Regions from separate parts of the Homo sapiens genome. Here regions 1 and 2 are each linked to region 3. The links are chromatin contacts, found by Hi-C or POLR2A ChIA-PET in ENCODE. All regions are on one chromosome and are shown on one strand. Each heading gives the region's core, a stretch centred on a gene start or an enhancer-like site at or near the end of the contact. The rest is flanking DNA. Distances are from core to core; before and after follow the strand shown. Region 1 overlaps ATXN1 (ataxin 1). Region 2 overlaps ATXN1 (ataxin 1). Region 3 holds the start of FAM8A1 (family with sequence similarity 8 member A1).

What was found. Hi-C counts contacts between places; a loop is a spot of excess contacts on that map. ChIA-PET counts read pairs that join two places held with the same protein, here RNA polymerase II (POLR2A). Pooled maps may share reads with other maps.
Region 1: a pooled map shows a loop between it and region 3 (2.5-fold over the local background). The contact joins the enhancer-like site here to the promoter of FAM8A1 in region 3. A Hi-C loop is called at or near these places in 2 of 50 pooled maps. POLR2A ChIA-PET finds 5 or more read pairs at or near these places in 2 of 52 experiments (A673 and activated B cell).
Region 2: a map of CD8-positive, alpha-beta T cell shows a loop between it and region 3 (3-fold over the local background). The contact joins the enhancer-like site here to the promoter of FAM8A1 in region 3. A Hi-C loop is called at or near these places in 1 of 168 maps with a recorded cell type or tissue (CD8-positive, alpha-beta T cell) and 4 of 50 pooled maps. POLR2A ChIA-PET finds 5 or more read pairs at or near these places in 1 of 52 experiments (A673).

The regions. Positions count from the first base shown.
Region 1 is chr6:16,504,846-16,508,149 of GRCh38, forward strand. The region is part of intron 5 of ATXN1 (ataxin 1); the gene reads right to left. Among named protein-coding and RNA genes, the nearest start is that of ATXN1-AS1, 250 kb to the right of the region's middle. Within about 2 kb of position 1,255, at least 4 of the 41 ENCODE cell types and tissues checked have a DNase peak (open chromatin) inside an H3K27ac peak, as active enhancers do.
Region 2 is chr6:16,480,021-16,483,509 of GRCh38, forward strand. The region is part of intron 6 of ATXN1 (ataxin 1); the gene reads right to left. Among named protein-coding and RNA genes, the nearest start is that of GMPR, 240 kb to the left of the region's middle. Within about 2 kb of position 1,296, at least 4 of the 41 ENCODE cell types and tissues checked have a DNase peak (open chromatin) inside an H3K27ac peak, as active enhancers do; they include CD8-positive, alpha-beta T cell, where a contact is called at or near this core.
Region 3 is chr6:17,598,381-17,601,673 of GRCh38, forward strand. It overlaps FAM8A1 (family with sequence similarity 8 member A1), which reads left to right and starts at 1,922. Exons shown (of 5, transcript NM_016255.3): 1 at 1,922-2,741. The coding sequence starts at 2,030. It overlaps LOC102724591 (a long non-coding RNA gene), which reads right to left and starts at 596. Exons shown (of 5, transcript XR_007059485.1): 1 at 373-596. RefSeq lists a silencer at 1,781-2,260.

The DNA of each region.
Region 1 (3,304 bases), core at 5-2,504, 1.1 Mb before region 3:
AGCTCTCTGACCTTCTTACGAGGCTCAGGAGTCCTCCTGGGGGAAAGAGCTGCAACACCTGCTATTCTACTTTGCATGGTTGGTTCAGGCTCTAGAAAATAGCAAGAGCCCACCTCCTCCTCCTCCTGCAATCAGCTCTCCTGTTTCCTTTTTTTTTTTTTTTTTAGCTTTAGCTCTACTTCTATTTTCCAACTGGGATCATGGCTACTGCCTTCTACTACTCAGCAGCTAATTACACACACCCTCCGAGGAACGTAGGCCACTGAGTGAGGGGCCCAAACTCAGCTGGACACAATCCCTGCTTATCCCTCTCAGCTGTGGTCAGCTGGACACCTAGGCACACATGGGGAAGCCACTCAGTCCTTGCCTGAAAGAAGAAAACATACCGGCAGCCCAAATCTCAACCTTCTTCACTAACAGGCAAGCTTACCATGTGTTGAATTTAACCAGCCAGCACCAAACCATCAGACTTTCTGTTACTCAGAAATAAGTAAACAGTATGAAAAAGGTCCCTTATTAGGTGGGCTCAGGGTGCTGGTATCAGGACTATTTTTGCATATTCTATCATTAGGTCAGGCTGACATCCCAAACCTTAAAAAGTTAATAAGGGAAAGAACGCATAAACGCATATAAGCTTTATATGGAAGGTTAAGTGCACTGGCAGCCTACTAAAATAGAAAGTTAAATACAGCAATGAGATTTTGAAATTTCCCCTTGCAATAAAAAAGAAGGGGCCTTAATAGGAACACAAGCCAGGCTTGCTGGAAAAGCAGTCTTTGTTCCTTAAAACAACCTGCAATTGACTACTTATGGAGGACTTAAATTTCCGGAAATATTGTACCATCACTGACCCGTGTACACGGTTATGAGGCTCCGATAACAATAGCACTCTCAGGGAGAACCGACAGTTTAACGAAAGCAAATTAGGGTCTCAGTAATAAGATGACTGAGAACATAAACTACTATGCGTCTATCTTTTAAACACTTAAGTAATTTTAGTGTTGCTTCACTTGCCAGAGTAAATGAGTTATAAAAACCTCTGCTTTCTCATAAAAGCCTCCATATACCCAACGAATGGCGAATGATGTTACAATAAGCAGCACGTGTCCCATTTCCTCCCATAAGGAATAATCCTCTTTTTGTGATTCTCCTTTTCACTTCATCTGGAGGGCAGTGTCTTCCCTCCTAGAAGAGAGGCCCAGGCTGAGAGCATCATGGTTTTGGCAGGGAACTCAGAAAATCTTGGCATCAGGGCTTACTATAAGCTGAGTTAAACAGGAATGGAAGATCATTGGAAGCCCTGGAAAAATAGAAAATATTTCTAGGGTAGCACAGAAGTTTGGCCTTTTCGCTGGTGATTTATTTCCATTTGTTCACATGATGTGACTCATCATTTGGGTGACATGGAGCAGGCAGCATCGTTTCAAGTTCATCATTTTATTAAGCAATGAGTCAAATGAAGAAAGTGGTTTAAGGGAAATGGTCATTTTCTAATGATTTTTCTCTAGTATGATTTTATTTAATAGTTTTACATAAGCAAAGCTGATGTCTCCTCTGACCTCCCCCTTTTAAAATTTCCAGAAAATAAGACATTCTGATGGAGATCAGGCCACAAGACAGTAGTTCAGAAAAGGGTAATTTTTGTTTTAATTTTTCTCCTCACTCCCTATGTAATTGGTGGCCAGGATATTGAAATTCTCTGGAAAACACAGAATCCATTTACATGATGAATTCAATGATATATTATAATGTCTTGTTCAGAAGTGTTAGGAGAATTGATGAGTTAATGTTGGTAAATCACTCTGCAATTCCCAGGTCAAAGATGTGAAATGAACATTATCATTATTTGTTTCAGTGGAGGCTCACTGGCAAAATGTGGTCTAGTGGGCCTGATTAGGAAACAAAAGCTTATAACTTTGCAGCAAGAGGGGAAAACATTTTTTCAGTACTACCTTTTACCTAATTCTCTTCTACCCTAAGGGAGTAAAGGGCATGCCAATGATTATTGATAACATCATTCAACGCCATGTAATGAGTTGACACCACTGAAATAAACCAAAGGATGTAGGGATGTATGTACAGCTGGATGGATGAATGGACAGATGGATGGATGGACAGACAAATGGCCGGTGACCAAAATACATATACTCCTCCGTGTTATATATTAAGGCTGCTTTTTTAGAACACTGTCCTTCTTACCCAAATTATCACTGTAGAAGCAGATCATCATGCTTTAAGCCTTAGAATATGATGGATTTCAATTACTGCATCATATCTGTGAGATTTTTGGTTAGGAACTTTTAATATGAATTTGTCCAATTTTTTCAGTAATGCAAAACTTTTTGGTTTAATATCTGTTGTTATTCCTACCCTTGTCAGCCAAACTCATAAAATAAAGATTTTCTAATATATGGTATTTAGAAATTCTCTGCACTATAGAAGGTGTTTGAAGTTAATGAATAAATAAATGGATAAATAGATGGGTAAGTGGCATCATCCAGCCACAGCACTGCAATGTCCGAAGGAACTCTGAAACGTTCCTCATGCCTCTAGGAAAGACTGACCTTTGAATACGCCAGACAAGTATTTTTCTTAGCAAACATTTATGAGCAATGGGCTCAATCACTATATTAGTGTTTAAGGGCTTTTCCTGTATAGAAGCTCTTTCTTTGACTGAAGTCTCCAAAGCCAAATTTACAATTATTATGTATGCCTGAATAAAAGGTAATATAATATAAGGTAATTTTTCTCCAAAGAAAGCCCTCAGAAAAGCCTAAGTACCCTTAATTTTTGAGTTCTTACAAAGTTTATTGTATCTATTGGTCTCTTAAATAAAGTAGTCTTTATGGAAGACATATTACCTTAAAACTACCTTGATAAATGCTAGTTTGGCATGTTTATATAACAGCCACCTAACAGAACTGTTTTTCCTTTTGTTTTTTAATGGAAGAAAACAAATTTGACTAGTAATTATTCTTGGAAGTATGACTTTCCTAGTTGCAAGCACTGGATGTCACTATAAATAAAAAAGCATTTTAAAGATTACTTTTAAAAGCAACACAGTAAGTGGTTAAGTTGCAGAGTTCATCAAAATACACTCACAGGAAGAATGAAGAAAAACATCTCTTAATAATATGGTTTAGGATATTGTGACAATAATGGTCCCCAATGTAGGATGCCTCCCTATAGCCATGCTCACATTAACTGTGGGCTTGGCTATATGTCTTTTTTTGGCCAATGGGGTCTCAACAAATGTAACCAACGAATATAGGAATGGGCACTTGCGGCTTAGGATGAAATTTCT
Region 2 (3,489 bases), core at 46-2,545, 1.1 Mb before region 3:
GCACACCTGTAATCCCAGCTACTTGGGAGGCTGAGGCAGGAGAATCGCTTGAACCCAGAAGGTGGAGGTTGCAGTGAGTTAAGATCGTGCCACTGCCCTCCAGCCTGGGCAACACAGCAAGAGACTTCATCTGCAAAAAAAAAAAAAAAAAAAAAAATATCTAAAATGATCCTGAAGAAAATGGTGGCCTGGTGGCCATGTGCTACAAATCCTCATGCTATGTTTTTGTCAGTGTTCAAACCAAACAATTTCTGATGGAAGGAAAGCTCTGGCTCTGAGCTCTCACATGCCCAGACACAGAAGTAGTACATAAAATACTATTCCTAGTCTCTTCTCAAAGCATCCTTTGTCTTCTCTAAATACACATATATATTGGGTTGAAATTCCACCTCTGCTTGAAGGCTCAATTTAGATGTCTTCCCTGAAATTCCAGCGCTGACAACTCTTACCCATCGTCCCTTTCGGTACACCTGACTCCGCCACCAAGTACATCCTTCCCATAGCACCTTCCTAGAGTCTCAAAGGGCAGTAAGTACAGATTACTCAGCCCTGGATCCCTGATAGACTCAAGAACATCCTGGCACACAACACTCTTTTAATAAATATCATGTAATTGAGTGAACTCTAAACTTAAAGAGGACACAAAAGCATTTTACCTTGGCACTATTCAGTTACAAAGCAGCCTGACCAGGCTGTTGATGTTGTTTCACCCCATAGAACACAAATGTTGTAAAAGATCCATGAACTTTTTTCCTTCCACAACGTCTGGGTGTTCTTTGCATTTTCCTCCTCCTCTCCAAGATGCTGAGAGGAGGAGCTGAGTACTTGAGGAAGAAGGTGCTGAGGGGAAAGGGTGTGCCTGGGATGGGCTACGCTTTGTCAGTTGCCTCAGGAGGTAGCTCTGACACCACTTCTTAGAAGCAGTGACTCCTGCAAAGACCCTGCCAAAGGTGCCCATCCCAAATAACACACCAGGGGCAATGGCCAGGAACTAGTGAAGCTGTCAATCAGAAGCCATTCAAGGAAGTCTGAGGAAGAGAGAGAAATGGGTGAAAGAGAAAACTCTAGAAGACTTGAAGCTATCCCCAGTGCACTTGGATGGAATGAGCTCAGTCATAACCTCTCTGCCTTTACAATCTGTAGGTCAATCTGCAGGAGCATTACAAGCAAGGATTTAAGAAAAAGGAGATTGTTCTCCCTCACTTGTCCAAAAGTGGTGGAATCTCCCCTTCTCTCCTGACCCTCTTATCTACTTCAGATTTTTTTTTTGTAACGCTGGAGAATTTGGTATCACAGATGGCAAATCTAAAAGGTACAAACTGACAGACACAGAGGGAAATTCCCAGATTGCTCTTATTAGAGTGTGCGTGTGTGTGCAATTCTCTTAGTCTGGAGATTCAGAGTAAGAGAAATTCAGCTCCCATTTTTTAAGACTTACACAGACAGCATAATGCTGTTTACACAGGTACAGAGGTATTTATTTTAGTCTCTCCATTTCTTCCTAGGAATAAAGTAATGCCTGCACTCAGAGCAGTTATTCTGAAAAGGGAGTCCATAGACACACAAAATTCCAGAAACCTTTATTATTGCTGTCCTCAAAAGCTAACTAGCACAATGCCTCCCTAAGAAAGCTTTTGTGAACTTCCCATCACACACCACAGAGACATTAAATGGGTTTCATTTGTACCAGCACACCATTTTTTCATTCTAAGGTGTGCACTAGAATGAAGTGTTATTCAGTCAGCCCCTTTCTAGGGAGATACAGCACTTCAGGCCCATCCCTACTTTGAAAAGAAATATGAACGTAAGCAGTGATGAAATGATGTGATGATAAGAGACAAAACCACCGCCGTTCACAGAAAGCCAGGGCAGGATGCTCACAAACAAGTGACAAAGCAAACCACTCAAATGGAAAAGGAGAGGAAATACAGACAGTGCAGACTTTTAAAAAAAGTATTAGAAAATCCCCAAACTCTACTGATAGGTCTAGAATTTTTTTTTTTTTACACAAATTGTTCCCTCCTCACATTTCTTTATACACATCAAGTATCCACTTCTAAGGAAAATAGTCTAGACTCTCCATCCCTTCCCCACACCCTTAAACTGCTATCAGATTCAAGCATTCTCATCAGAACAGCATGTATGTTCCTTTTCCTAATGGCTCAGGCCCACACATGAGAGGCATTCACTTAGTGAATGTCATTTAGGCATTCACTCAATGAATATTTACTGACTGCCCATTATGGGAACAAGCAGTATTTTAGGTACTATTCATTCACCAGGGAAGAATAAGAATGAGAATAAGGATAAGAATACCATCCCTCCTTTTGCAGAGCTTGCAGACTAGTTGAGGAGACTGATGATTAACAAATAAATATATAATATGTAAGGTGCTTAAAAGAAAAACACAGAAGGCTAGAGGACTGAGAGGGATGGGGTGGATGCTATTTTATGTAGATCAGGGAAGGCTGCTTTGATAAGGTAACTCAAGAATTCCTACTTAAGGAAGCAGAGAAGCTTAGGAATGAAATATGGATCACTTTCTCCTTGCTTAGACTCTAACCAATATTTGAGCACAGAGGTGGTTTTAGAAAACTCAAGTTCAAAAATCGTTCCTGTTTATTTTCAAAAGGACCAATGAGTGTGGACCCTAAATTTAAACAGCTAAAGCTATAGTCTAAGGACAGTCTCAAATAAATACCTTTGAATTGTCATATGGTGCCCAGGAGGGTCTTGTGGAAAGGGTTTCATGGTAGTGAAAGATGTAATAACTCTTTTTTTCTTTTAACCCTAAGACTGTGCTCAATGTTTTAAAAACAGTTGTAAATGAGGTAGTGCCAAATCATTGATTTTTAGGAACCCAAGAAGGTAAAATAAACGTTCAATTGGCCTCATCTAAGGCTGATACTTTATGCAACTTGAGACACTTAGGGTAAAAACCACCACTGGAGGTGATTTAACTCAATTTTCTCAAGTTGTCCATCATAAAATGAGTCCCCATGGTAGAGAGGACCCAAGGTTATATGGCTAACAACAGCATTGTGCATAAAATCCAGGTCTGCTAACTCTGAGTTCAGTGTCAGCATCATTCTCTTCTTGTACAAGATCCCCCCTCCCCCCAGCCCTTACAGCCAGTCTGAAACATCTTCAGGGGCAAAGGCCATCTGCTGGCAAGTGGTGGCAGATTTGAGAGGCAGTTAATGGGACATGCACAGGAATGAATGCCAGGAGTAACATCTGCAAGGACTGCTGAGCATGGGAACCACTACTTCCAATGGCTGCTGTGATTATCACTCACACATTTATACACCCACTCCTAGACCCTGTTTATGTGCAAACATGCATTCTTTGAAAATTGCCTGCCTTCTCTACTGCAACAGTTCTCCATGGCACAGGCTTTGGGGCATGCAGGACACTAAACCCAGGAAGACAGAAAACCAGTGTTGTAAACATGTGCCCAGATAATGAAAGGTTACCAACATCACAGTT
Region 3 (3,293 bases), core at 672-3,171:
CCCTGCACCCCTTTCTGTGCAAATATTGGACATAGAGAAATTATCTGGCAGAGCGCAGTGGCTCACGCCTGTAATCCCAGCACTTTGGGAGGCCGAGGCGGGTGGATCACCTGAGGTCAGGAGTTCAAGACCAGCCTGGCCAACATGGTGAAACCCCGTCTCAACTAAAAATACAAAAAAAATTAGCTGGGCGTGATGGCGGGCGCTTGTAATCCCAGCTACTTCGGGAGGCTAAGACAGGAGAATCACTTGAACCTGGGAGGGGGAGGTTGCAGTGAGCCGAGATCGCACCATCGCACTCCAGCCTGGGCGACAAGAGCAAAACTCTGTCAAAAAAAAAAAAAGAAGGAAAAGAAAAATTATCTGACCTACCTTGTTTAACTGTTGTAGGCCACAGCCCCCATTCCAGAGGGTCCTGTTCCATACCCAGAAGGAATGAATGCTGCAGACAGGCCAAGGAGAATCCAGATAGGCCTTGCTGGGTTTCTTGCCTGTTTGCATCAGAGTGTTTTTTGTCCAGTCATTTTTTTTGAGACGGAGTCTCGCTCTGTCGCCCAGGCTGGAGTGCGGTGACGCAATCTCGGCTCACTGCAAGCTCCGCCTCCCGGGTTCACGCCATTCTCCTGCCTCAGCCTCCTGAGTAGCTGGGACTACAGGCGCCCGCCACCACGCCTGGCTAATTTTTAGTATTTTTAGTAGAGACGGGGTTTCACTGTGTTAGCCAGGATGGTCTCGATCTCCTGACCTTGTGATCCGCCCGCCTCAGCCTCCCAAAGTGCTGAGATTACAGGCGTGAGCCACCGCGCCCGGCCTTGTCCAGTCATTTTTTTATACGGCTGTCCATGCTTTGTTGAACCTAAGCATACAAATACACGATTTCCCTTGTTATCTTTGGGTCTTCATTCTGAAGGCTCCCGTGTCACATAAAACGATGGTCAAATCAATGTCTATGTCTTTTCTCCTATTAACTGCCTCCTGTCAGTGACTTTCAGCGAAACTTCAGAAGGTGAAGCGGAAGTTTTCCTTTGGCCCGGACAGCATCATCATTAATATCATTAATAAATATTCCCACAGTATTTGGCCCTTGTATGTCCTTTGTATGGTGCTGGGGATACAATAACATATCGCTGCAGAGATTTTCAAATGTAAAAGAAGAGAGATTATACTGATTTAAAAGCTAGATTCTGTCCTCACCCTGGAGCTAGTCTGCATTTACGAAAACTTACTTTCCACTGCGGTAGACAGACGCTTTCTACTCCAGCGCAACTGTGCCTTTCCTCAAATCTAGTCTCAAATTTAGGTTCCTTTTCATTTTCTGTTATGGAAAGGCCCTCAGCGTATCCCAGGCTTTGGAGCCTTTTGTTAGTAGTCTGGCCCATGCATAATTTCCCCTTCCTCTGAATTATACATAGCACCTCACTAGTTATATTTTAATACACTTTCCTATGTCTCAGTGGTAGTTTCCTATATTAATATATATCCCAGTTTAGTTTGGCTTTTAATTTCTTTTCTTCTAAGGGGATAGATGCGTTCTGTACCACCTTCTCGAGTACTAATGGTTAACTGGAATGAACACAAGCAACAAACCCTCCGGCCTGGATCCCAAAACAACAGTCGCGGTTCTGCAACAGAAAAGGCTGCGCTGGCCCTGGGACCTGTCTCGGAAATACTCCTCATCCATCTAGTTTCTCCCAGGACAACTAGGCCCAACCCCACGGGAATATACAGAGAGGCCTCGGGTCACAGACTTAAAGCTGTAAAAGGGAGGAGGCGACGGTCTGGTCCCAGTCACCGACCAGCCACCGACTACTAGGGCCCGAACCCGGGACTGCAGACGCACCTCCCCGCCCTCCCTTCCCAGCTCCGCCTGGCGGCGGGCGTTGCTCCTGAGGGGCGGGGCTTCCGCTTCCGGCGGGGGATTGTTGACGCCTGCGGTTGCTGCGGTGGTGACGGGGCTGTTGGGGAGGGGCCATTGGGGGAGGGAAACGGAGCAGTGACAGGTATCCCAGAGGGTGCTGCTGAGGCGACGATGGCCGAGGGGCCCGAGGAAGCCCGAGGCCACCCTCCCGGGCAGGACGATGGCGGAGGGGACCACGAGCCCGTCCCTTCCCTGAGAGGCCCTCCTACCACCGCCGTCCCATGCCCCCGCGACGACCCCCAGGCCGAACCCCAGGCCCCGGGCCGGCCCACAGCCCCGGGCCTCGCGGCTGCCGCCGCAGCCGACAAATTGGAGCCGCCGCGCGAGCTCAGGAAGCGCGGGGAGGCGGCCTCCGGCTCCGGTGCAGAGCTGCAGGAGCAGGCGGGCTGCGAGGCGCCCGAAGCCGCGGCGCCACGAGAGAGACCAGCTCGGCTGAGCGCCCGCGAGTACTCCCGGCAAGTGCACGAGTGGCTGTGGCAGTCCTACTGCGGCTACCTCACCTGGCACAGCGGCCTGGCCGCCTTCCCAGCCTACTGCAGCCCCCAGCCCTCCCCGCAGAGCTTCCCTTCGGGCGGCGCTGCAGTCCCCCAGGCCGCGGCGCCGCCGCCCCCGCAGCTGGGCTATTACAACCCCTTCTACTTCCTGAGCCCCGGGGCCGCGGGGCCTGACCCGCGGACAGCTGCCGGCATCAGCACCCCTGCTCCAGTCGCGGGCCTGGGACCCCGGGCTCCTCACGTGCAGGCGTCGGTCCGGGCCACTCCAGTGACGAGGGTAGGATCCGCAGCCCCTTCGCGAAGCCCGAGCGAGACCGGGCGACAGGCAGGTGAGAAGCGCGAGGTGGAGGCTGGGCGGAGTAGAAGGGTTTTCGGGGGCCTGTGGGGTAGAGCTGGCACGCTTTTTAGACCTGTAACTGCTGCTTCTACTCTGATTGACTATCCTGCCCGTTCAGTTCACTAGCTATCGTTTGTCCAGGCCCTAAATTCCCAAAATGTACAAGGAGGCAATACAGTTTCTTCTTCCTTTAGACCTGGCACTCCAAATTGACTCCCTTACTCATGGGACTAGTTGTTTATTCGTGAAAAGAAATTGCTCTTCAAACCATCCTCTTCCTTTGGTTTTCACGCTCTGCAGTGAGGGCCAAAGCTAAATTCGCAAATGGCAAACCCACTTTTGGAGGGGCTCGACTGGTAATGCTGAAAATTATTCAGACATTGGCTACTTAGGACAGTGGAACTGAACGGATATAAAAGGAGATCGACATGGATACAAGTGGAGTTAGGAAGTTTTGATTGGGTCAAAGCTTCACTTCATTTGATCAATATCTTGTATATTGTGTAATTGTTTTTGCTTCTGTGTGTGAACTAGAATATTTTGA